3 separate regions of the Mus musculus genome follow, and all the other regions are linked to region 3. Evidence: chromatin loops called from intact Hi-C (ENCODE). Cell type or tissue: heart. All regions are shown on one strand. Region 1 holds the start of Aqr (aquarius). Region 2 holds the start of C130080G10Rik (RIKEN cDNA C130080G10 gene). Region 3 has its middle 17 kb from the start of Arhgap11a.

Region 1 (8,000 bases), 310 kb after region 3:
GTAAGGCCTAAGCAAGGATGATTGAATCTCACTTAGAAATGGGAATAAAATAGTCACAGGAAGCAGATGGAGGGAGGGAACTGAGTGGGAGAGGGGATAGGGAATTGGGGGGGGGGGGTTCAGGATCAGGTCTGGGGAGGGACAGAAAGATGGCCAGATAGGGCTATGAGAATGAATGAAAATCTGCAACTGATGGGGTTGGGGAGGGGAAGGGCATCTCCAGGATGTGACAGAGACCTGGGATAAGGGAGGCTCCCAAAGAATCAATGTGGGTGACCTTAGTTAGCTAGGACTCAGAGCATTAGGGATATGGAACTTGAAGAGGCCACCTCCTGTAGCCAGGCAGGAATCACAGTGGAGCAATAAAGATACCTACCCACCCACAAAACTTTCGACCCAAAATTTATCCTGTCTACAGAAATGCAGGAATGGGTGATAAAGCAGAGACTGAGGAAACAGCCAATCAATAACCGGCCCAACTTGAGACCCATGGGCAAGCACCAATCCCTAACACTAATAATGATACTCTGTTATACTTCCAGACAGGAGTCTACACATGGCTGTCCTCTTGAGAACCTCCGCCCAGCGGCTGACTCGGTGGGATGCAGAGATCCAGAGCCAAACAGTGGATGGAGCTTGAGGACTCTTATGGAAGAGTTGGGCGAAGGATTGTGGGCTCAGAAGGAGATAGGAACTCCACAGGAAGACCAAGGGAGTCAAAGAACCTGGAACCCCGAGGCTCTCAGAAACTGAACCACCAACCACAGAGCATACACAGGCTGGGCCCTGAAGCTATGTAGCAGATGTGCAGCTTGGTCTCCATGTGGGTCCTGAACAACTGGAGTGGAAGCTATCTTAAAAGCTGTTGCCTGTAGGTGGGATATGCTCTTCTAGCTGGGCTGCCTTATCTGGCCTCGGTGGGAAAGGATGCACCTAGCCCTGAAGAGTCTTGATGTACAAGAGTGGGAAATACCCAAGATGAACCTCCACCCTCTCAAAGGAGAAAGTGGGGGAAGAGGGAAGAGTTTTGGAGCAGGTCACTGGAAGGAGGGGCAGTAAGTGGGATGTAAAGTGAATAGATTTAAAAAAAAAATGTACTGAAAGCTTTTGTTGAATTAATCTTTAAAACAATACCAAGAGCGCAGCTGTTTGCAAATATATTGTAAAACAAAGCTACTTACTTTTATATCAAACGGTGATTTCTTCTTGATATGAGGAGCCCAGTATTTACATGCTAGCTGCAAAAGTGAACAGCATAAGTTTAAGTTCCAGGCTCACAACAGTGCACCATCTAGACATGCAAAGCTGCTTCTTAGCACAGAGCTAGGACTGGAGAACTAACTGGACAATTTTAAAGGTACCATACAGGCGTACCACTTAGTTATCGTCCTTGGCCACAATCCAATAAATACCAGTGATGCTTAGTGTGGTAACTGGCCACCATGATGCTCAAAACACCCAAGCATCCCAAGCCCCTGGCTTGTCTATAATCAGAGTAAAACATTTTTTGGTCCAGTCATAAGGAAATCCAGAGCTCAAGAGATTTAGTGAGCTGCCCATGGTTAGTTAGTCATCAGTTGACTAAATATTTAAAAACAGTTTCAAAATATTCATTAATGTTGATATGTAAAGAAATAAGCCTTTAAATGACTACTATACCCAGACATAAGTAGACAAAAATCATTAAGAAATGGAGTAGAAAGGCTGATTATTAGAAGTTGGTGTTGTATATTTTAGCAGGTCAAGCTTTGCTTAGAAATTTAAATACATATATATATAATCTCTCCAGAATTTGAAGTGGACTATACAACTGTTAAGAAACATAGACTGGGGGTGAAGAAGTGGCTCAGCAGTTAAGTGTACTTGGTCTTCCAGAGGGCCTGATTGTATTCTCAGTACTATCCTGAGTGACTTACAACTCTCTCCAACTGCAGTTCTAGGGAACTGACAGCCTCTTCTGTCCTCCACAGATAACTGCACTCACCAGCACATACCACCCCACCCCAAACACATAATTAAAAATTAAAATTGAAAAACAAAATAGTTCTTACTGATTTTTAAAAACAAAACAAAATCTCTTTTTAAAAAACCAGAAACTCTAGGGAGCACATTTTTTAATAGGTAACTGCACTGTCTGGTAGACTTCAATGCTTGGTGTATCACTAGACAGACACACAGACAGAAAGATGAACGGACAAATGAAACCACGTCTGAAGTGTTCTTCTTCCAAGAAGCTTCTGCAACACTAACGGACAACTAACGCTTCCATCTTTCAGGTTGTAAACAGTTTCAATATATTCTTCTATTTCTGTATTATAAACATTTCACTGATTATTCATCCTCATTGAAGTGAAACAGAGAAGATGGTACCTGTGTGTTCTTTTCATTTACAGCTCAATATCTTACAATCAGCAGACTTTATAAGAGACCTTCTACAATGTGAAAACTTTCTTGTGAACCCTATGCTGGCCTCAAAACAGACAAGGCTAGCCTTGAACTCCATTCCCCACTGTCTTCACATCTCACATGCTGGGAATGAAAGACAGGCACCATCTCTCCTCCGCACTTTCCCTCTCGGTTCATGTGTTCCTGTCATTCTAGCTCTTTCTTTACATTCAAACTTTAAGGTATCAGCACTTGCCTGGACTGTTTTTGTGTTCTTTCTCAAACTGTGTACTTATCTGCATTTAGCTTTAATGCGGTTAAGAAGTCGGGATAGCCTCTCTAATATTGTATAAAAGGATGAAAATAAAGAAAACCAAGTTAACAGGATCCACTTTTTAGTTACCATGGCATATTCAAGTAACCGCAGCTATAGCCATAAAAGCATAAAATTAGGGGGGAAAGGAGGGAGAGACAGACAGACAGGTACAGAGAGAAAGGAAGGGAGGAAAGAAGAAAGGAAGGGCACTTTGGGTAAAAGCATAGGCCAGATCACAGCACTTTCAAAGATTCCAGTCATTATCCCAGGGACAATCAGAATTGTTTACGGGACACTGTAGGAAGACAAGTAATGTGAGCAGGTTTGCACCAGTGAGCACTCTGGAGCAATCTGAAGAACAGGCTGCAGGAGGGCAAGAGGAAATATGACAGATCAACAAGTCTTAGTGGGGAAGGCATCTTTGGGCGAGAGAGGTCCAGAAATACAGACAAACACTGTGTAGACATGCTGGGGCTAAGCGAATGGAAACAGTTTCTAGGCTTCTGCCCTGACAAATCTGCGGAGCCAGAAGAGGCGCGGGAGGGCTTAAATTTTCCCGCACTTACACTCTCAATAATTTCCTAAGAATTAACAAGGATGTGAAAGGCTACAGGCCCGGAATTGGCTCTGTTGTCTCCTAAATGAAAGGTTATAATGACAATTAACTGCCATAGAGCGATCTACTTGTAGACAGAGTCTTGTCAGAGTAATACAATTCAGAAGCACGCTTTGTGGTCTAACGAGGAGCGGCCTCTTTCACTGCAGCTTTTCCAATGTTTAACTAGCAACTTGCACGTACACAAGATATCAAAATCAATCCCAATCCCGGGCTTTAGGTCCTCGGCATCCCTCCTTACACAAGCGGGCACGCCGGGGCTCACCTGAGTGACGAACTCCGCGTTGATCTGGGACACCGTGGGGGCCACGATTTTCTTGGGCTGCGCAGGAGCCGCCATCGCAGCGATCGCCACTGAAGCTGACCAGAGGCTCGTAGCGGCGACTCTCGAAAGCTTTCAAGCAGCGGCGGCGACCCAGCCCCGAGGTGCCAGAGCGCCCGGCACAGACACGCTGGGCTCCCACGGTTCCTCCCGGAACCTGAGAAGTCCCGGCGTTCCCCGGAAGCAGAACTAGTGGGCCCGGAAGTCAAGGCAAGAGTTAAGCTTGAGCTAGAAAGTAGGCTGCCTTTACCTGTCTCTTTATTGCCCCCTAGTGGAAGGAAGAAAGATAACATACAGCGTGTAGGATTGGGTCATAGGGAGAGAGGGGGCTGAAAGATGTGTTGAATGTGATTAATAAAGGTGGGAGTTGAAAGAATAGGATGTCGACTTTATTTGAACGCTAAAGAAAAATATAGTAAAAAGCAAAACCCATACTCTTAGAATTTGAGGCACCGTGTGACTTCAAAAACTGCCTGGAAGTACTGATTGCCATACAATAAACATAAACCAAGTGTAAAACTTAATACACTTTGAAATAGTTGTCTATCTATTATTGTATCACCAGAATCATGGCAATGAGATTACCCAAAGCCATTAAAAGTTACTATGTGTCCTTCTGCCTTCAACCTATCACCCCTTTTTCTCACACAGTCTTCTACTATCATGGATCCTCTGGGTCACTGTTAACTACAGAATTTTATATAAACTTTATGCAAATTTGCAGAGGAATAAAAGAGAGATTGATCAGCGGTTAAGAGCACCAGGTGCTCTTCCAGATGACCTGGGTTCAATTCCCAGAAGCCACATGGCAGCTCTCAATTGTTTGTAACTCCAGGTCCAGAGGCTCTGACACCCTCACACAGACATACATGCACGCAAAACACCAATTCACATGAAATAAAAGTAAAAATAAAATTTAAAAAGAAACTATTTTACATACATTTTAGAATATGTTCTTTTTTGGTCACTCAAAATTATTTTGAGATGCATCTGTGTTGTTCATATCAGTCACTGATTCAGTTGTATTGCTAAATAATAGCCAACTTTTCAGACATACTACAATCCATAAATTTAGTAATATGTTGATATGCGTTTAGATTGTTTCTAGTTGCTGACTACTACAAGAAAGTCCTCTACAGGCGATTCTAAGTCATTATGTAGACATACATTTCCTCTGAAGCAACACATTCAATGGTGTATGTTTGCCATTTTAAGAAATGTCTGTCTTTCCAAAGCAGTTGTGCCTTGCTAACATTTGAGACTTGTGTTGTCTTCTTTCCCTTACCGACTTTTAATATGGATAGTTTTTAAAGTTGTTTTAGGCATACTACGTATGTGGTACATCACAGTATAGGTGTAATTCATGTTCCTCCAATGGTCCATGATGCTGAACTCACAACTTCTTGTGAGTTTTATGCTTTTATCCTCACTAGGGAAATAACTGTTTAAAACTTTAGCCTGGTTCTTATTTGGTCACTTATTTTATAATTCTTGGGTTAGCACACCCATCCCATTTACAAACTCATACATAGGTTGAACAGTTATCTCTAGTAAGTCCTCTCTAGAGGAATATAGGCAGTAGACTGGTACACCATTCTCTCTCTCTTAATTTGTGATATATACCCATCTGCCCAAAATGAGGACTGTGAAAGAAAATAGCTGTAGGTCTGGCCATCAAGTATATACATGTTGTAGCTTTCGTCCCTCCATCTTTTATGGTTTGTAGACATATAGATAAAAATTTGCTCGATTACAATTTTAAATGTAAAGCATTCTGAATATATAACTACCACTGACATGTTATTGCCAACTATGGCATCTATAAAACAGTAGGGCAGGCTTTCAAATGACTTTGATGATGACTCTTAAGATGCTGAAATCGTTATTTTTATACTTCACCATAACTACCCATCAGGCCTTGAATGCAGGTCATGGTGGAAGGACATTAGGAATTAGGAATGAGACTTGAGTTCCCGAGTCCTTAAATCTTCAGGGAAGACCTTGTAAAGACAGTGTGGAAACAGCGGTTGGGGATTATTTTGGGATGATACCTTTTGAGTGGTGTATCAGAGAGGTTGGAGTAGGTAACATGGAGGTGGGGATTTCTGCTGGAAGTAACAAAATCAAAGGGTGGAAAGAGCCAAGGGTGAGCTCCAGCAGGACCGATGTAATGGAAGAAACAAACAGTGAAGACACTTGGCGAACAGAAAGAGCACAAATCTATTCTAAGTAGTTAAAAGGTGTAAAAAACCACACATCAAAAAATACAGAAATAGGCTGAGTTTTAAAGGGGAAACTGGTTCCATTGAATAGAAAATAGATCTGAGGTAGCTATCATTAGATGCTGGAAAAGCCTTTGACAAAACCCAACACCCTCTCATGTTAAAAGTCTTGGAGAGATCAGGGATACAGGTGCATATCTAAACATTATAAAGGCAGTATACACCCCAAATCTCTGCCCTGTTCTGGCCTTGCAAGCTTGGGGCACACAGACCTAATACTCGCACCTCCACCATCCTTGAGGTAGTCGGTCACATAGCCTGATGGAAAAATTACAGGTTTAACTTCCTCTCTCCCTATAAGGATTCCCTCTTATGGAAATGAAGCATCGCCAACACCTCAGCCCCAGCCAGTAATGTGCACTCACCCCGAAAACCCTTACTCACTCCCCAGGGTCTACATAGGCCCCACTACCCCCAAATAAAGAGAGCTGTAACACTAAAAATTGTCTCAGTGAAATTGTGTCATCCCCCAAGCCCCACCTCTAGTCCCTGTCCCTACCTCCACCTCCCCTAGCTCAAGACAAACAAGTTGCTGCAAAGATCCCTGTCTGAAACACCTGCCCAGACAAGCTGCATTGAGGAAGCAGAACTGCGCCAGCACCGCCAACATGGGAGGCAAACACCGGAGGCATCACCATCCCCGATTTCAAGCCACAGAGCAATAAGAGTAAAAATGCCACAGCACTGGCATAAAAACAGACAGGTTGATCAATGGAATTGAATTGAACCTAGGAGCTGTAAAGGTCCTTGCTTCATGGAAGAATCAAACAGTATGTAAACACAGAGTGTTTTCTTCCAGCATCCTGGGGCTGCCTCATTTCCAAGACAGAGAGACATCCAAGTGAGCTTGCAGGCCTGATTAAAGCACATTAGGGATGTTAATCTCTATGTTAATCTGTTGGGTCCCTCTCCATGGGCATTCCATTACTGGGATGTGGGGGCTGGAAACTTGCTGGGGAGATCTGGGAACTGTTACTGAGGAAGTAACTAACTGAGGAAGTCTGGAAATTGTTGCTGACCCATTGTCCTTGCTTTAGGCCAGATGGCTGGAGCATCCCATTACCTGGGCATAAAGACTGGAGCCTGGGATTTTTTTTTTTTCTATTAGTATTTGACTTGCCTGGGCTTGCCCAGTTTTTAGGCAATTTGTCTCCTTGAATCCCAATTTGAAGTCTGTCATGGACTCAGCCTAGCCTTCTCAGAACCAGAAGTAAACCTACACACCCATGGAACTTGATTTTTGAGAAAGAAGCCAAAACTATACAATGGAAAAAAAGAATGAGGAATGCAAATAGACCCATCTTTAACACCCTGCACAAAACTCAAGTCCAAGTGAATCAAAGACCTTAACATAAAACTGGAAACACTAAATCTGATAGGAGAGAAAGTGGGAAATAGCTTTGAATACAATAACATAGGAGATAAGTTCCTAAACAGAACACCAACAGCTCAGGCACTAAGATCAACCATTAATAAATGTAATCTCATGAAACTGAAAAGCTTCTATGAGGCAAAGGACAACATCAAAAGGACAAGATGGGGAAAGATTTCTACCAACACCACATCTGAAAGAGGGCTGACATACAAAATATATAAAGAAACCTAGAAACTAGATGTCAACAAACCAAATAATCCAATTAAAAATCTGGGTACAAATCTAAACAGAATTCTCAACAGAGGAATCTCTAATGGTAAGACACACTTCAAGAAATGCTCAACGTCCTTAGTCATTAGGGAAATACAAATCAACACGACTTTGAGAATCCATCTGTACTGGCTGGTTTTGTATGTCAACTTGACACAGCTGGAGTTATCACAGAGAAAGGAGCTTCAGTTGAGGAAATGCCTCCATGAGATCCATTGTAAGGCATTTTCTCAATTAGTGATCAAGGGGGAAAGGCTGAAAGAACTCAGTGGGGAAACCCCCACTCAGCTCCCGATTTGGCGTGCACCCAAGAATCGCGAATAGAACACAACACCTTGATGTAACAACAAGAGGTTTTTTAATGGCGGAGCTCCGGGTTGAAACGTATCTCACACAACAGGAGACAGTGGATTCGACCACGAGGCTTGGAAGCT
Region 2 (8,000 bases), 190 kb after region 3:
GCTCTTCAGCCCTTCCAAACTAAGGGACAATGAGTCACACACACACACACACACACACACACACACACACACACACACACACACACACACAATGCCGGAAGACTTGGCGCCCTGCCCTTGGAGAAGGGTCCTGACAGCTGGGCTGGGGCTGCAGGGGACAGACAGCAGCTTCTCATCTTCCAGTACTGGGAGACAGAGGAGCAGAGTCATAGGCACAAAGAGCAGCTTGACAGGATATTTGAGTACCTGGATGCAAAAGGGGCACCTGGGTAGTGCATCTTCTGGTCTCCTTTAGCCTGAGCTGGGACTATGCTCATCTAGATGGGAAAGCCAGAATTCACCAGTCTCGGACCCACTGCAGACATGGTCTTGAGTTGGCAGAGAAGAAGCTGAGAAGGGTTGTCTGAGGGTCTAGCCAAGTCCAGCCCAGAGGCCAAATAGTTCTCATCCACTCTGTAAGAGTTTTGCTCAAAATCAGATTTCAGTCTATGAGCCACCACCGGGTCTTCAGATGCTAAAATAAATGGAGGCACTGATACCAAAAATATCTCAGTTACTTGCTGGCAGATAGATGGGCATCTTTTAAACAGGCTTTGATAAAGTTCTTCATCCCAGGTAATGACCCACCTTAAAAAGCAAATGTTTTTGTGGAGAAGTTCATAGCCACTTAGGATAAGAGAATTTACCAACCCTCCTACACGAAGCGTGGACCATAGATAAACAGCATCTTCATAACTTGAGTGATTTAGAAATACAGTATCCCTGACCCCGCCCCAGAGTCAGATCTACTGTATGGCAAGATAAGATGTCCATGATTAGCATTGAAAGTGTGAGAAGCATTGCTACAAACGGGAGTCATCTCCTTCGTGGAGAACACTTTGAAGGAACTTTGCATTTTTTTTTTTTTCAGAATGAAACAGAAAGATAGCAGTGAAGAGAGGGGGAAGGAACAGGAGAGAAAAGGACACAGGTCACTAGCTTGCCCTGGGGTGCCCTGTATTCTTGGTTCTTGACTAGTGCTTGGACTTCTAATGCTGTGCTTTTCCTTCAGTTCACACCAGTTAAAAATAGAAAACTGGGCACCGGCATCTCTGTCTAGAGTGGGCTTGGATTGATATGCTGAGCAGGACTGCTGATTAGATACTTCAGGGGCCGGGCAGTGCTGGGTCCTCCCCTCAGAGCTTCTCAACCATGTTTGGGATGGTCTAGGGATGAAACTGCTGGACAGCTGAGCCATGGAGACTGGGGAGAGGCCTGCCTGGCTGAGACCAAGCCCTGCTGTACCATCTGCATTTGACAGTGAGGATGCCCATTGACAGGAAGCAGACGTAGAGAAAAGGAGAATCAGAATGATCGACAGGCTTCAAATCCTACCTCTAACACTTAACTACGTTCCGCACGTTTGGTCTCGGGCAGGCCAGTTAACTCATCAAGACCCCATTTTCACCCCCCTGAAAAGTGGCATAGTAACTCAGTTCTATTGAGTTACTGAGGACTGGCCCACAAAGAGACAAGCAATGTAAGTCAGACGCAAGACAGACTGAACCTGCTCTGTCACCATTCGATACTTTTAGAGGTGGGATTAGCTTTCTGTTTGGAAAAATTGGGTCACTACCATTCATTCCTCCATTCAACAATGTTCTATTGATTATGAAGCAGAGTTCAGTGGTAACTAGCACACAACAGGATTTATCCTCAGTGGTAATTGTGGAAGTCAGAGACGTGGAACATCCTTGGAAGGGAGAGGTGGTTTCACTGGGTTATTTAGAAATGGGCCAGAAAGCATCTAAATGGAGTTTCACAGATAGCCTTTTTTGAAATATCATTTAAGTTTTTGTTTTATTTATTTTTTTTTTTGGCATCATTGAAATATATTCATATAGGCCAGGATAAGCCCCCCTACAAAATGGGTAACAGAAGATGACCTTGAACTCCTGACATCCCAATTTCTACCTCCTGAGCGCTGAGACTGTAGGTGGCCTAATTGTTTCTAAAGTAGAATGGATCTGAAGTTCCTGAACTTGCGTGCAAGCGTTTGACAGAGGCTGATGAGAGATTCCTGTCACTGTGTGTGTGCCGAAGTTCTCTGGAACTGGGACCGGTGATATTGATCTGACCCTCTGCAGTGTTCCGAGGGCTTGCTTACCCACTCCAAGTCTGTGAGTCCTAATGAAGCAGAGCTAAGTCCGCTGAAGACCACCTTTGGGAGGTAATACGCATCCTTGAGACATTTTTAAAACTATGTTTTATGGTCCATTGAGTATATTTTAATTTTTTAAAAAATATTTATTGTTATTAGTGTCTCTGGAGGGAGGAGGCGTTGGTGTCAGAGTATGGGAGAAAGTTGAGAGACCCACTTGGTTCATCTGGTTTTCTCTTCGGCCTTCACATGAACCTTAGAGATTGATCTCAGGCCATCTGTCTTGCACAGTTCACTTTTACCTGCCGAGAATTATTATCAGACCTCAACTAGTCTTTTAACACTTAAAGCAACATATATTTTCATGTTGTTATATTTATACTAAAAAGGAATACTTTTTCTCAAAGGTTTATGACAACTGCATTCAAAGCTCTTCTTCTAACTTTGAAATATAGTATGCATCGTCTACAGTTACCCTACTGTGCAACAACACACAAGGACTTATTGTTGTCTAACTGTAGGAGTCCTGAGTCTCTCCAGCCTCTAGTAACTACCTGCTTCTATGAGATCAGCCTTTCCAGAGTCCACACGAGTTAGAACATGTGGAATTTGTCTTTCTATGTCTGGTTTATTTCACCTTAACTTAATAATCTAGATCTGATTCCATCCACGTTATGGTAAATGACAGAATCTCTCTCTCTCTCTCTCTCTCTCTCTCTGTGTGTGTGTGTGTGTGTGTGTGTGTTGTAAATGCAAACTGGTTGTTTGCATTTACCAGATCATATGAGTATTACTGTAATAAACACTGCAGTGCAAACATCTCCTTAATGTACAGACATTATTGTCATTGGAAACAGATCCCCTGAGTGTGTGTGTGTGTGGTTGGGGGTCCTACATCATATGATAGCTATAATTTAAAGTTTTCAAAACTCCCTTAATGGCTGAACTAATTTGCATTCCGTCCAAAGTGGGCCAGCCTCCCCTGTCCTCAGTATCTTTTGGCTTTGTGATAATAACCACAACCTGAGGATGATCGGATGATGAGTGCGGTTTTGACTTGCATTTCCCTGGTTAGTGCCTCTGTTTCCCTAATTGTTCATATGCCTGCTGGCCATTAGCTGTTTACGTACATTTCTCCTGAGAAATGTCTGTTTAGATCTATCGAAATTTCAAATAGTTTCATTTATTTATTTATTTGCTTTATTTAACTTGGCCATTAAGTTTTCTAGCACCTCATATATTTGAATGTTAGTCCTTTGGGAGAGAGAGTTTGCAAGTATTTCCTCCCATTTTATAGGTTATCCCTTTACTGAGAATTGCTTCATTAGCTGTGCAGATACTTTTTAGTTTATAATCATATTTGCTTGGGGTTTTTTTCCTTTTATTTCCTGTGGTTTCTGTGTCTTGTCCTTAAAGATTTGTAGTATGCAATATTTACTACTGTACCAATGTTTATATCTGTATTTACTATATAAATGGTGATACAATAGTATTTACTATTGTTCACATTTTAAAGACACTAAGCATTGAGTATTTACTATTGTATCGCTGTTCATTTCCACAGTTTAAGGACACTAAGTTCTATTTTATATATTTTAAAATATAAGTTAATTAAGTTGGTAAAAATCTTCAGTTTTTCATTTCATGCAAATCTTCAGTGATTTATTTAATTTGGAAATTGAGATAATCAAGTGCATAGTTCAAAAGCGCTAAATACATTCACACGGTTATGCTGTCAGCCTTAATTTTATTTGTTCATGCTTATTGTAATTAAAATGACTTTCAGATCCTGGAGTGGCTGCTCCCTGAAGAGAGTCCTGGTCCTAGGAATCTGGGATTCTACCTGAAGTCCCAAAGATGAACAAATGGTAGAGAGGCACCTGACTGAGCCTGCTTCCTAACCGACTTCTCAGAACTGCCTGCCGCTGGGCTGCCTAACAGAAGCTCAAGTTCTGGGATTCCACCCTTGAAGAGAACTGAATCTGCACTTAACTTAGTGCGCCCTGTAGGTCAGGTGAGTTTCTCCTTTCCACATTGCCTGGCTCTGCTTCCCCAGGGCACAGAGCTTTGCTGGATGGTAGCCCAAACGGCCACTGTTGGCCAGAGTCCTGCTTGGCTGACCTTGAGTGTCCCAGTGGGATAGCAAAGCCAGGCGGGTCCCCAGGGCTGTGGAGAGCCAGCAAGGTTCTTCCTGGCGCAATAGGCCGTGAGGGTGACGTGCAGAGCAAGCTAAAGGGACAGAAGGTGGGACAGTTCCCTGTGTCCTTGCCTGGGGGAAGCCTGTTTCACCCACCATCTGCTGGGATCTGAAAGGGAACGGCCCAGCCTCCTCCCCTGCACTGGGGGATTAGCAGTCACTTATCTCAGCTGTTCCTCCATTTGGAGGTGTCGTGGTATTTACAGAGAAGCCAGAAACAGACCAAGCCACACTTAATTCCTCCCCACAAGCTGCCCTACCCCTCGGTCCCTCCTGCATTCCATGTGCCTGTGAGGAGCCTGAGAGAGGCTCTCTCTAGACCAAAGCAGGGCTGCGGGGTTCGAGGAGGGAGGGTGTGGTGGGGGTGGAGGGGGGCGGGGCGGCAGCATTCTCAGACATTTTTATTTTATCTCTTTACACACTTTCATCTTCATGGCCTCTGGCTGGAGCTCAGTTTCAATTTTCATTAAATAAGAAAGAGATGGGACTAGAGAGATGTAGTCGCCCACACATCCCGGTGCTCAGGAATGGCTAATATTTATGGTTTACGGCTTGTTTTTGTGCAACCTCCAAAGAGATTAACCTAGTTGGGAGAGTATTTTGACCCCCAAATCGAATCTGTTCTTGGCAGATTCCAAGATTCCAGAAGGAGTATCTGCCTTCGGACATGATAAGACCAGTTGTAACACGCCATCTAAAAAGATTCAGAAAGGAAGACAAGAGGAGGAGGAGGAGGAGGAAGGGGAGGTAGGCGCTGATGGAGTCACTAAGCTTTAATAATCGAAGAATGCATTTTTCACTGGCCTCTGCCCTGGTAGAAGGCAGGGAAACCAGGAAGGATTTCTGTTGAGCCTTTTTAAGTCCTTAAAAGGAGTGTGACCTTCAGGCATCAAGTGCTCACTCTTTAGGATCCTTCTTGGAACGCGTCCCTCTTAGCTCAGATTTGGCTTGCTCCGCATATTAGCGGTGAGTCTATTTATGGGGTTTTGGTTTTTCAAGTGTTACCTGGAGCAAGCCCACTTTTCTTGGTTAGCCCAAACATGGCAATGCCCAAGCTAAGCTTCGCAGAGTTTCTGCTACCGGAAACAGTTACGTCATGTATAGTGGGTGAGCTGTGGACTTCGTTTCCATTCACCTAGGTGATGTGAAACTCCTCTGTTCCCTGTCAAAGAACAGACACACATCAAACACAAGGCAGTGGTATCAGGAAGGTTAATCATACATGTTTATAGAGCACTTCTTCAGGACTAAATCTGATTTGAGATTTTCTGTGTATGTACAGTCAACCAGATTAAGTTGTAGAGACGCTAAACAGAATGCCAGCTACAGGGCTCATTCCACAGGTTTGTCCTTCCTCCTTCCTTCTTCTTTCCTTCCTTCCTTCCTTCCTTCCTTCCTTCCTTCCTTCCTTCCTTTTTTTTCAAAAGAAAACTTCTCTTTTTTTTTTAATTAGGTATTTTCCTCATTTACATTTCCAATGCTATCCCAAAAGTCCCCCATACTCTCACCCCCCCCCCCACCCACTCCCACGTTTTGGTCCTGGCGTTCCCCTGTACTGGGGCATATAAAGTTTGCAAGTCCAATGGGCCTCTCTTTCCACTGATGGCCGACTAGGCCATCTTTTGATACATATGCAGCTAGAGTCAAGAGCTCCGGGGTACTGGTTAGTTCATAATGCCCCAGAGAAAACTTCTCTTTTTTAAAAAAAAAATATTTTTTTAATTAAAATCTCTATTTAGTCATTGAGCGGATGTATGAAGTATGGTATAAATGTGGACATTGGGGACAATATATGGGTGTCAGAATCTTCCTTTCATCATCTAGATTGTGGGGATCAAAGTCAAGTCATAAGATCTGGTGACAAGCACCCTACCCACTAATTGAGCTTGATGGCACATAGGCCTGCTTTTTGATTTGATAGTGTTTATTGAAATACTGAGTAAGAGATGGGCTAATCCCTCTGTTAAAAGATGCTGTGGATGGCCACCTCAGGGATATGATCTCTACAAACCTCTTAGTCTCCTATCTCACTCTAATACCAAGAATCATAGCACTCAACAAACAAAGGAGCTTGTTTTGAGTCTGTGGCTCTTGAAAACAACATATGTGGTCCAGCTGTTAACCCAAACCAAAGCAGTTGGGGTCTATTGCACACAACCATCTCTGAGCTTCACTTTCCTTTCTCTTCCCCTTTTTACTTTAATGTATTTTCATATGCCTTTGGAAGCTACTGTAGAGCTTTTCTGTGGGACAAAAAAAAAAAAAAAAAAAAAAAAAGGACTGGATGGTAGAAATAAGGATGAGAGAATGCATGAACTTGGAACTAAGCTGTTCAGGTCATGAGTCATCACTAGTCCGAGATGAGTCACAAAGACCTTCAACCTTCTTCTATCACAGTGAAAACAGATTACTTAATGAGAAGACCCACTGCCCACATACCATAATATTTTTCTTTTCCTCTTTTAACATTCAACTATACAAAACAATGGGTTCTACTGTGACATTTTCATGCACACTTAGTTTTCCTTTTGATATGGTAAGTATAAAACTGCAGATCTGAACCAGCCTACATCCCATTATAGAAATATTTGCTTATTGCAGTGGATTAGGAAACATTGAAAAGTACAAAGGAAATGACACTTCTGGGAGAACTGTAGAGCTCTGTCTTGTAACGTCCCTAGAATAAACTAAGTGTGACATAAAAAGTCAGGTGACCTTGCCTTTTGTATCTACTTACAGCTGCTGGACGGAGGAAAGACAAGCTGCCTCCTAGCAGGGTCCTCTGCAAGAATGCCCACTTGTTCTTCAAAGAGAGATGCGCAGTGCCAGGAATTTGCATTAAAAGCATTTCTTGCTCCTGCCATTAACATCTAAATCATCTTTAGCTAACAGCTGAAACCAAAGAATGCTGCAGCAGGAGCAGCATCTGCCCTGGGATTATACTATCCATATCTTCTTTATATGTTTTAGTTCAGCTGTTGAACGCTTTCAAAATGGCACTCTGAAAACAATGATCTATTATTACAGACAAAACGTAGCTATACGTGTATATTTCCAAAGGCTTTGTCTTCCTATGAAAGATCACAAAGCTGCTATTTTTTAGGGGAAAATATATCTTCTAGCTATTTAGTGATCAGTATTTTTTGATCAGTAAACTCTGGGTTAAGAATTTAAGCAACATTTATTGTTATTTTCTCTCTCTCTCTCTCTCTCTCTCTCTTTCTCTCTCTCTCTCTTGAGCTGTATACGTTCTTTGCATATGTATTATGTTTTATTAATGTTGTTTGTTTGTTTGTTTCAGGACATGTAGTTCTTGCTACCCTGAAGCTCACTATGTACGACAGACTGGCCCCAACACACTGAGATCTGCGTGGTTCTGTCTCCCCGGTGCTGAGATCAAAGGCACGTGTATAGTTAGGGCACAGGACTTTTACTTATATGTTATGGCTCTAGGTTTGTTTTCATGGGATTCCTGATTGTGCCAGCAATTGGGTCTCTGTGTCTACATCTGTTTCTTTTGCCTTTTCTTTGACTCCCTCTCTTTTGTTTGTTTCGTTTGCCCTATTCTGATGTGTTAGTTTTTGTTTTATCTTATTATATTTTATTATTATTCATCAAGTGCCCTTCTGTTTTCTGAAGAGAAACAGAAAGGTGGTGAATTTG
Region 3 (8,000 bases):
ACACAAAGGAAGACACAACTTCGGTCCAATTTGGGTTGGCTATATGTTCAGCTCCTAACAGAACCTAGAGATGTCCATACCATCCATGTGGTTCTGTTTTGACAGCATGAGAAAACAAGAGGTTATGGAGAGTGGGTGAGATTGGTACCATGTGACAGGATTAGAGGCCCTCTGCAGAAGCCCCTGAGAAGACATTTAATGGGGCTGTGAAGGTAAGGTTTCAGTTGCAGGGCAGATTCCAGGATCTATAGTTGACAGGACCATGGGATGTCTACCAAGAGAGGTGGAGGTATGTGGTACAATAGTCTAAACCTGAGAGAGAAGTTGTGTGTGCAGCAGATGACAGGGAAGGGTAGACTACTTAGCCCTTTGGAGCCAGGAAAATTACACTGTGAGCTCCAGATGATGGGCATGTCTTTCTTTGGTATGATTGGTTACTTGCTATACCTTTGTTTTTACATTTTTGGATAAAAATGTTTGTTCTGTGTAATTATATTTTGAAAGTATAAACTTGTTCTTTATTTTATATGGTATCATCGTTAAGAAAGTTTGGATTTTTAAAGTATTGGAGTTATGGCCCTCAGGCTTTTAAAATTGAATTGGTTTTGTTTGTTTGTTTGTTTGTTTGTTTGTTTGTTTGAGACAGGGTTTCTCTGTGTAGCCCTGGCTGTCTTGGAACTCACTCTGTAGGCCAGGGTGGCCTCGAACTCAGAAATCCACCTGTCTCTGCCTCCCAAGTGCTAGGATTAAAGGCATGCGCCACCACTGCCTGGCTGAATTGTATTTTATATTATTTTAAAAAATAAGGGGAGCTGCAGAGATGTCTCAGTAGTTAAGAGCACTGGCTGTTCTTCCAGAGATCCTGAGTTCAATTCCCAACAACCACATGGCATCTCACAACCATGTATAATGGAATCTTATGACCTCTTATGGCCTGCAGGCATTTATGCAGACAGTGCTATCATACACATAAAATAAAAATAATATTAAAAATAATTTTTAAAATTCTATATAAAAACAAAATATGAGATTTTGGAGACAATGTCAGAAGGTTATGACTTAAAGTAGAATGTTTGAGGCTGGAGAGCTAGCTCAGCAGTTAGGAGTGTATACAGCTTGACTTAATTACTTTTCTATTGTTGTGATAATACACCATGTCTAAGACAATGTATAAAAGAAAGTGTTTAACTGGAGAGTACATTTTCAGAAGGTTAGAGTTCATGATTGTAGAGCAAAGGCATGGCAGAAGGAGCATTTGAGAGCTTATATCTTGATCCACAGCTAGGAGGAAGACAGAAAACTAACTGGGAATGATACTGGCTGGCTTTTGAAAACACAAAAGTTTCCCCCAGCTATACATCTCCTTGAATAAGGCCACACTTCCTAATTCTTCTCAAATAGTTCTACCAACTGGGGACCAAATATTCAAACATGTGAGCCTGTGGGGCACATTCTCATTCAAACCCCTTGCAAAGAACCCTAGTTTGTTTCCTAGTGCCAACATCTCACAGCTCATAACCACCTATAATTCTAGCTCCAGAAAGATCTAATGTCTCTGGATTCCACAGGCACCTACTCTCTCTCTCTCTCTCTCTCTCTCTCTCTCTCTCTCTCTCTCACACACACACACACACACACACACACACACACACACACCCTTTTAAAAATATTGTTTGTGTGGTGGCTAGTTTACAGATTTGACACAATCTAGAATTACCAAGAAAGAGAATCTCAATGAGTCATTAACTTAGTGACAGGTTACCTAGATTTGATTTGCCTGTGGATCTACCCATGAGAGATTGTCTTGATTGCTATAATTAATGTAGGAAGACACCATTCCTGGATTTGGGGCCCTGGGCAGTGTATGAGCACTAAGTAAGCATGCATTCATTTCTCTTCAGTTGGGACAGTAGATATGATGTGACCAGCTTCTTTCCCTCTGACTTTCCTCAAGTGATGGACCGTAACCTAGCGTTGCAAACCCAAATAAACCCTTCCTACCCTGAGTTGCTTTTTGTCAGTGTATTATCTCAGAAATAGAAATGAAACCAGGACTCTGATCCAAAGCCTCCCTAGCAGTTTCCACTTAGCCCTTGCATAAGTAGTCTAGAGTTTTAAACTAATCTCCGAAACACAGCATGGATGATGTGTTCTTTGGGCTTTCCAAGAAGCAGATGCTAAGACAAACAGATGTACAAGAGAGCTATTAGAGGGAAGCACTTTAAAGTAGAAAGGGAAGATAGCAGGGGCCATCAGAGGGAACCTTTAGACCAAGACCCCCGTGAAAGGAGAACAGAACCTCAAATTACAGCATGCTGCTAAGAAAAACTGGACGAGCTGCTGGGAAGGTCCCCATCCAGTGCTACTTGGTAGAGGAGTCTAAATCGCCCAGGAATGAGCAGGTCATTGACTGCAGCAGTACAGACTATGAACACAATGATGGGCTCAAAAGTCAGCAACACGGACCTCTGTTGCTTATACTCTTAGAATTAGGAAATCAGAACAGGATATTTTGATGACCTTGGAGAGTGTTGTCAAACAACTGGGGCTAAAATTCCAGCTCTACCACTTAGTCATGGGTGATTTATAACTTCTGTAACTTTTTTTTTTTCTTTTGGTGTTTCAAGACAGGGTTTCTCTATTTAGCCCTGACTGTCCTAGAACTCAAACCATAGACAGGTTGGCCTTGAACTCAAAGAGATCTGCCTGCCTCTGCCTCTGAAATACCAGGATTAAAGGTGTGTGCCACCATCACCTAGCACCTGTGATTCTTAAAGTAAGTAAGATGGGCATTGTGTCACATGCCTTTAGGTACTTGGGTGACTGGCAGGGACATCACTGAATTTGAGCCTAGCCTGGGCTACAGAATGAGTTCTAGGACAGCCAGGGCTACAGACGCAACCCTGTCTTGGGAAAAAAAAATCCTTATAGGCAAGACAATCTACATCACTAAGTTATTAGGAGGGTTTCCCTCTCCCTCTCCCTCTCCCTCTCCCTCTCCCTCTCCCTCTCCCTCTCCCTCTCCCTCTCCCTCTCCCTCTTTCCCCCTCTCCCCCTCTCCTCCTCAATGCAACTCATGTTGTAGTCCCAACATTTTGTCTGGTATATCAAATGCCTCAATCGATGTTAAATATTTTTATGACATATTTTTGAAGTTGTATGAGATGCTGAAAGGAAGGAAAAGGCCTCCTTCACATGTGTTGCCCCCTGTTGACTCTTCTCAGCATCTTTCTTGAATGACCATCTCTTCTGCTGCTTGGATGCTGCTGAACTTCACCTCCAAGTGCTTAGCAACAGGGAAGAGGGTCCAAACTCAGGTCCTGTGATTATGCAGCAGACACATTATTCTTGTTTTACAAACTTTCCTGAAAATTCAAGGAAAGAAAAAAAGCTCTAATGGGACCAATGTTGAGATGTCTTCATTCTGGCCCAATGGTTAAGACGGGGCTATTTTTAAGGGATACCAGCCACCAGCTGCATGATTTTATGACATTAACTGACTCAAATTCATGAGCTAGTGTTCACTGACCATGCAGCAGAGATGACAAGCAGAAGTGACTATTAACTACAGATAGCAGCTTTACAACTCAGGAAGAAAGTAAGTAGAAATACATGAAGAGGCTGAGTGGCCATCTCCCATCTGTACTTCCACCAGAAAAGGCTCTGTATCCTTAGGCACATCGGTATAAAACAGGAAGGGGGCATGACTTGGAAATATTTCTAGGGAACAGTCTCTAGAAAGAGTTGTTCTTCTGCATAGCCTCAAAACTGCAAAAGTCTGTGATGTTTTTGTCTAGTCTCTGGCAAAATTTAAATTCTGTAACCATCTAAGAAGTTCCACCAAGGCACTAGGAGGTAAGGAGCAGCATATGTTCAACACAGCATGTCAGTTGTTAGTCCTCACTGCACACCTAGGAAGAGGCTGTTATCCCCACTTACAGACAAGAAAGCTAAAACTTGGAGAATAAAACTGTACATCCCAACACATTAAACCTTACGTCTGTGTTCAGTCTAATACACAGTTCTCTTTTTTTTCCGAGACAGAGTTTCTCTGTATAGCCCTGGCTGTTCTGGAACTCACTCTTTAGACCAGGCTGGTCTCAAACTTAGAAATCTGCCTGCCTCTGTCTCCCAAGTGCTGCGATTAAAGGCGTGTGCCACCACTGCTCAACTAATACAGAATTCTTATTGGTAAAGTTCCAGTTATTCCTGTGAGGACATACTAACCTTGGTTGCTAAGTCACCTTGCCTGACTATAGGAAATCTCCCTGAGGAAAAGTATCCCTCAGTAAAGTCCAATTTCCCGTAATAGGCTGGTTAGTTTTAGGATCACTTTCTTCATATTGTCCTGAGAGGTGAGATGCTTAAATGTCCCAACTGCTTTATTTTTTTCAAAGGAGGAGATTGATGTCATCATGGAGAAAAGAGGAAAAGCCTTGTGGAAAGAAATGACAATGTCAAAAGATACGGAAATTCACTTTAGAATCATTTGAAGCTGCCCACATGATTCCAACTGCTTCTTAGGAGAATAAGTTATGGATTTCATGGTGTGGATACCTATCACATGGCATTGTTATAAGAGGGAGCAAATGTAAGAATGGTTTGTATTGTGAATAGCCAAGAAAGTGAGCTATTTTAACTTGTAAATAAATTAATTTTATAATTATTATTTTGTGTCCAAATACACTTCACATTGTACCAAGCTCCATTCTTTTGAGCATGTATCTCATATTGTTGGGGCAGGGTGTACTGAAAAGATACCTAAAGATCGACCAATGACCTCTTCTAATTAATAGTTTTATGAATTTTAAACTAAAATGGTACATTTAAAAAATAATTTTAAAGCAAAATTAATGCACATATCAATTTAATTTTACAGTAACTAAGAACTATACTAGACATCACCAGCAGAGGGGAGTAAGGGAACATAAAATAATTTTGGTTTCAGGTAATTTTAGTTCATGAGTAGGCTCAAAGCTCTCGACTCTATACTTATTTACTTAGCCAGAAGATCCATGGGAGTGCACTAAATTTGATTAATAATTCCACTTGTGATGGCAAGCAAAAGCTGTTCAGGTTAAAAGGATAGTGACTTGCATCAGAAGTTATAGAAGAAGAGGAGAATGAATAATGGTGTAAACTTTTTCCAAGTCATTTCTCAATTCTCTAAGTAACCCAAGAACTCTTGGGTTCATGATCCTCCAGTCTCATGAGTGCCTGGGTTTCAGGGGTGCTTTAGCAGCCTAGATCCCTAGGGACTCTTTTATGGTCTTGACTCTAATGTTCTAAAGCAGATTCTATCCTCTTTTCTCTAGCAGTAGAACATGATGTGGCCTGTAGCAGATGAGACAGTTTCGCCATAGCATCATTGTAGTGACTTTTAAAGTTTCCTGAGCTTGTCTTCTGGAATGGGCATAGGCACCACTTTTGTATTATGGGACAAATAACTTGATACATTCATACATTCACTGAGATAAATATCATGGAGCTAAATACATATTTTGTATTATGGGATATATCATTCTATTATAAAAATGGCCAAACTTATAGAAGGGAGAAAGAGAAAGCAAAATATGGAGTTGCATTAGTTACTTCCAGTGAGGCGACTGTGGTAGATTTTACTAGAGACTGATGAGTGGTTTGTTAGCCCAGCCATCAATGGACCCAGATTCTGTTTTGATGGTGAATCCTATTAGTAATGCCTAGGAGAGTTCTTCTATTTCTTTTGGTTTGCTTAAATGGGAGATAATTTTTACATATGATTTGATGGCATTCACATAACAATAAAAGAATGGATATATAGGGGTCTGGGTTTGTTGTCAATGTGACACATCTGGGAAAAAGAAGACCCTGTGGAAGAACTGCTTCCAATAACTGGCCAGTGAGAAAGTCTGTGAGACATTTTCTGATTGCTGATTAATGTAAGAGACCCAGCCACTGTAGGAAGCTCCACCCTTAGGAGTTTGGACCTAGGTTGTGCAAGAAAGAGAGCTGAATATGAACCAGAAGCAAGTCACCAAGCAGCCTTCCTCTTGGTATTGCTCTAACTTCTGCCTCCAGGTTCCTGCCTTGAGTTCCTACTTTGGCTTCCCCACTGGATGGGCAGGTAGCTTGTAAGCCAGATAAACCCTGTTCTCTCCCAAACTGCTTTTGGGACGTGTTTTTATCACAGAAACAGAGAGCAAATTAGAAAAACGGGCAATAAGTTTTGCATGTCTATTGTTATTTTAGTAGTGGGGATAAATCTAAATCTATTTTTCCTCTTCTTCCTGAGAATTAAGGAACTTGCTGTAAAGTGCAAAGAGAAATGATTCCATGTGTGTATAGAGGTGTATGCTCAAAACACTTATCCTCAGCTCTTTCCCCTGAAGGAGGCACCCTCTTTTTACAGAGATGTTTCCAGGTGCACAGATAAGCCCATCCATTTTTCATTTCAGGATCTTATTTCAATTTTTCATCTATTTTTTTCCATTCCAATTTTTTTCTTCTCAATTGGTTCTTTTCTTATCCTAAAAAAAAAAAAAAAAAAAAAGTACTCATCTCAGAAAAGCAACCAACCAAAGAACAGCAAAAAAGAAATACAAGAGAAAACCTTTCTTAAGTTCTTAATCTACCCTATTCCACCCACTGGATTCATACATAATCCTTGCAAGAGTGTCCCTTAGCCATGGCGTTCTGGTCCTCGCTGTCCCTGGGTCACTGTAGTCTGGGTCTCATGGTCATTAGTACACTGTAAATGTTCTTGCTGAGGAGACAGCAATGTGGGAGACAAGCTGGCTGGCTGGTTTTCAGCCTTTATTGCACTGCCCTGGCTAGCTGACAGTGCCTCCCTCTTGGATGTCTCCTAGTTGTTTCCTATGTCACTCATGCTGTAAGGACTCCGATTCCCTGGGGTTTTGTCTCCATTCCCCTCCCACCCTGCGTGCTCACCCTGAATGATGCCATTCACCAGTATGGCTTTCCTTTCTTATCACAGTGCGTTCAGCTCTGTATTGCCCTGGTTCAGATCTTACTGGGGTGCTCCAAGTCCACCTTACTTACTGTGTCTCCATGAACAGTTCCCTTGGCTTGATATATAGGTTTTCTCCATGCTCCTTGATCTCCTCCTCAGCGTCTTGGTGTCTACCCCTCAGCAGCCTGCTTGTTCTTCTTCCTGTTTTTTTTTTTTTCATATCAGTTGATGCCATCACCTCCAGTTCACTCTTAAAATTCTTAGTCATCCTAAGTGCAGCCCAGCAATGCCTTTTGAAGCTAATCATGGATTAACATCTCTTGTTGTTCAATTTGTAAGAACAATTGAGACTTGGGAGTTCTTCTTCTTAGATCTTTACGCCATTTCAGACCAGCACCGCCATGTCCTCTGCCATACTCTTTCATGTCTGTGTCACATTCTATCACACATCCTATGCAGAGCTTTGGAAATCACTACTGACAAATAAGCCCCAGGAGGGGATGGTATCACTCACACAGTGGGAGGAGAGAATGAGGACAGAGCCTGGGCCTTTCTGTGTCTATAGGACATAATTGGCATCTCTTGAACTTGAGCTGGGGAGGGGTGATAGAGAGGCTCAGGGGGTAGGATACTTACTATGTAACTATGAGGCTCTGAGTATGAGTCGGCACACCCACATAAAAGTCAGGCATGGCCGTTTGTTCTTATAATTCTAACATTGGTGGAGTGGAGACAGGAGGATCCAATGAAACTATGTGCCAGCCAACCAGGCCCAAACACTGGGATTCAGGTTCAATCTGGGGCAAGAGATACTGTCTTAAGGGAATAAGGCAGAGAGCAATGGAGGAGGGCACCTGATTCCTTCTCTGGTCTCCATATATTCTGTGTATGCATACTTTTCATATGTATACACACACATACACACACACACACACACACACTTTACACACAAAGAATAGAATTGTCTTATAGGTGCATATGAAAATGTACACAGCCATATCCACACATGTAAATGACTTTTGAGGCTCATAAAGTAGTTTTGATTCAG

What was found. Hi-C counts contacts between places; a loop is a spot of excess contacts. Peaks named below come from ENCODE experiments on the same cell type or tissue, not always from the same donor. Only the 100,000 strongest peaks of a DNase experiment are listed, where the experiment ranks them.
Region 1: a loop joins it to region 3, with 3 times the contacts of the local background. A loop is called at or near these places in 3 of 42 quality-filtered maps.
Region 2: a loop joins it to region 3, with 4 times the contacts of the local background. A loop is called at or near these places in 6 of 42 quality-filtered maps.

What each region holds. Positions count from the first base shown.
Region 1 is chr2:114,171,510-114,179,509 of GRCm38, forward strand. Aqr (aquarius) reads right to left here and starts at 3,830. Exons shown (of 35, transcript NM_009702.3): 1 at 3,583-3,830; 2 at 1,182-1,238. The coding sequence starts at 3,657. In heart, a CTCF peak has its summit at 3,911 (motif pointing left); a DNase peak (open chromatin) is centred at 3,802; H3K4me3 peaks cover 1,683 bases; H3K27ac peaks cover 1,171 bases.
Region 2 is chr2:114,053,158-114,061,157 of GRCm38, forward strand. C130080G10Rik (RIKEN cDNA C130080G10 gene) reads left to right here and starts at 1,239. Exons shown (of 3, transcript NR_028422.1): 1 at 1,239-2,209; 2 at 3,927-4,154; 3 at 7,639-8,000. Gm46757 (a long non-coding RNA gene) reads right to left here and starts at 7,138. Exons shown (of 2, transcript XR_001783436.2): 1 at 7,075-7,138; 2 at 5,096-5,499. In heart, no CTCF peak of the experiment used is centred here; DNase peaks (open chromatin) are centred at 1,134 and 4,254; H3K4me3 peaks cover 4,938 bases; H3K27ac peaks cover 5,726 bases.
Region 3 is chr2:113,861,428-113,869,427 of GRCm38, forward strand. No RefSeq gene overlaps it. Among named protein-coding and RNA genes, the nearest start is that of Arhgap11a, 17 kb to the left of the region's middle. In heart, a CTCF peak has its summit at 4,910 (motif pointing right); no DNase peak of the experiment used is centred here.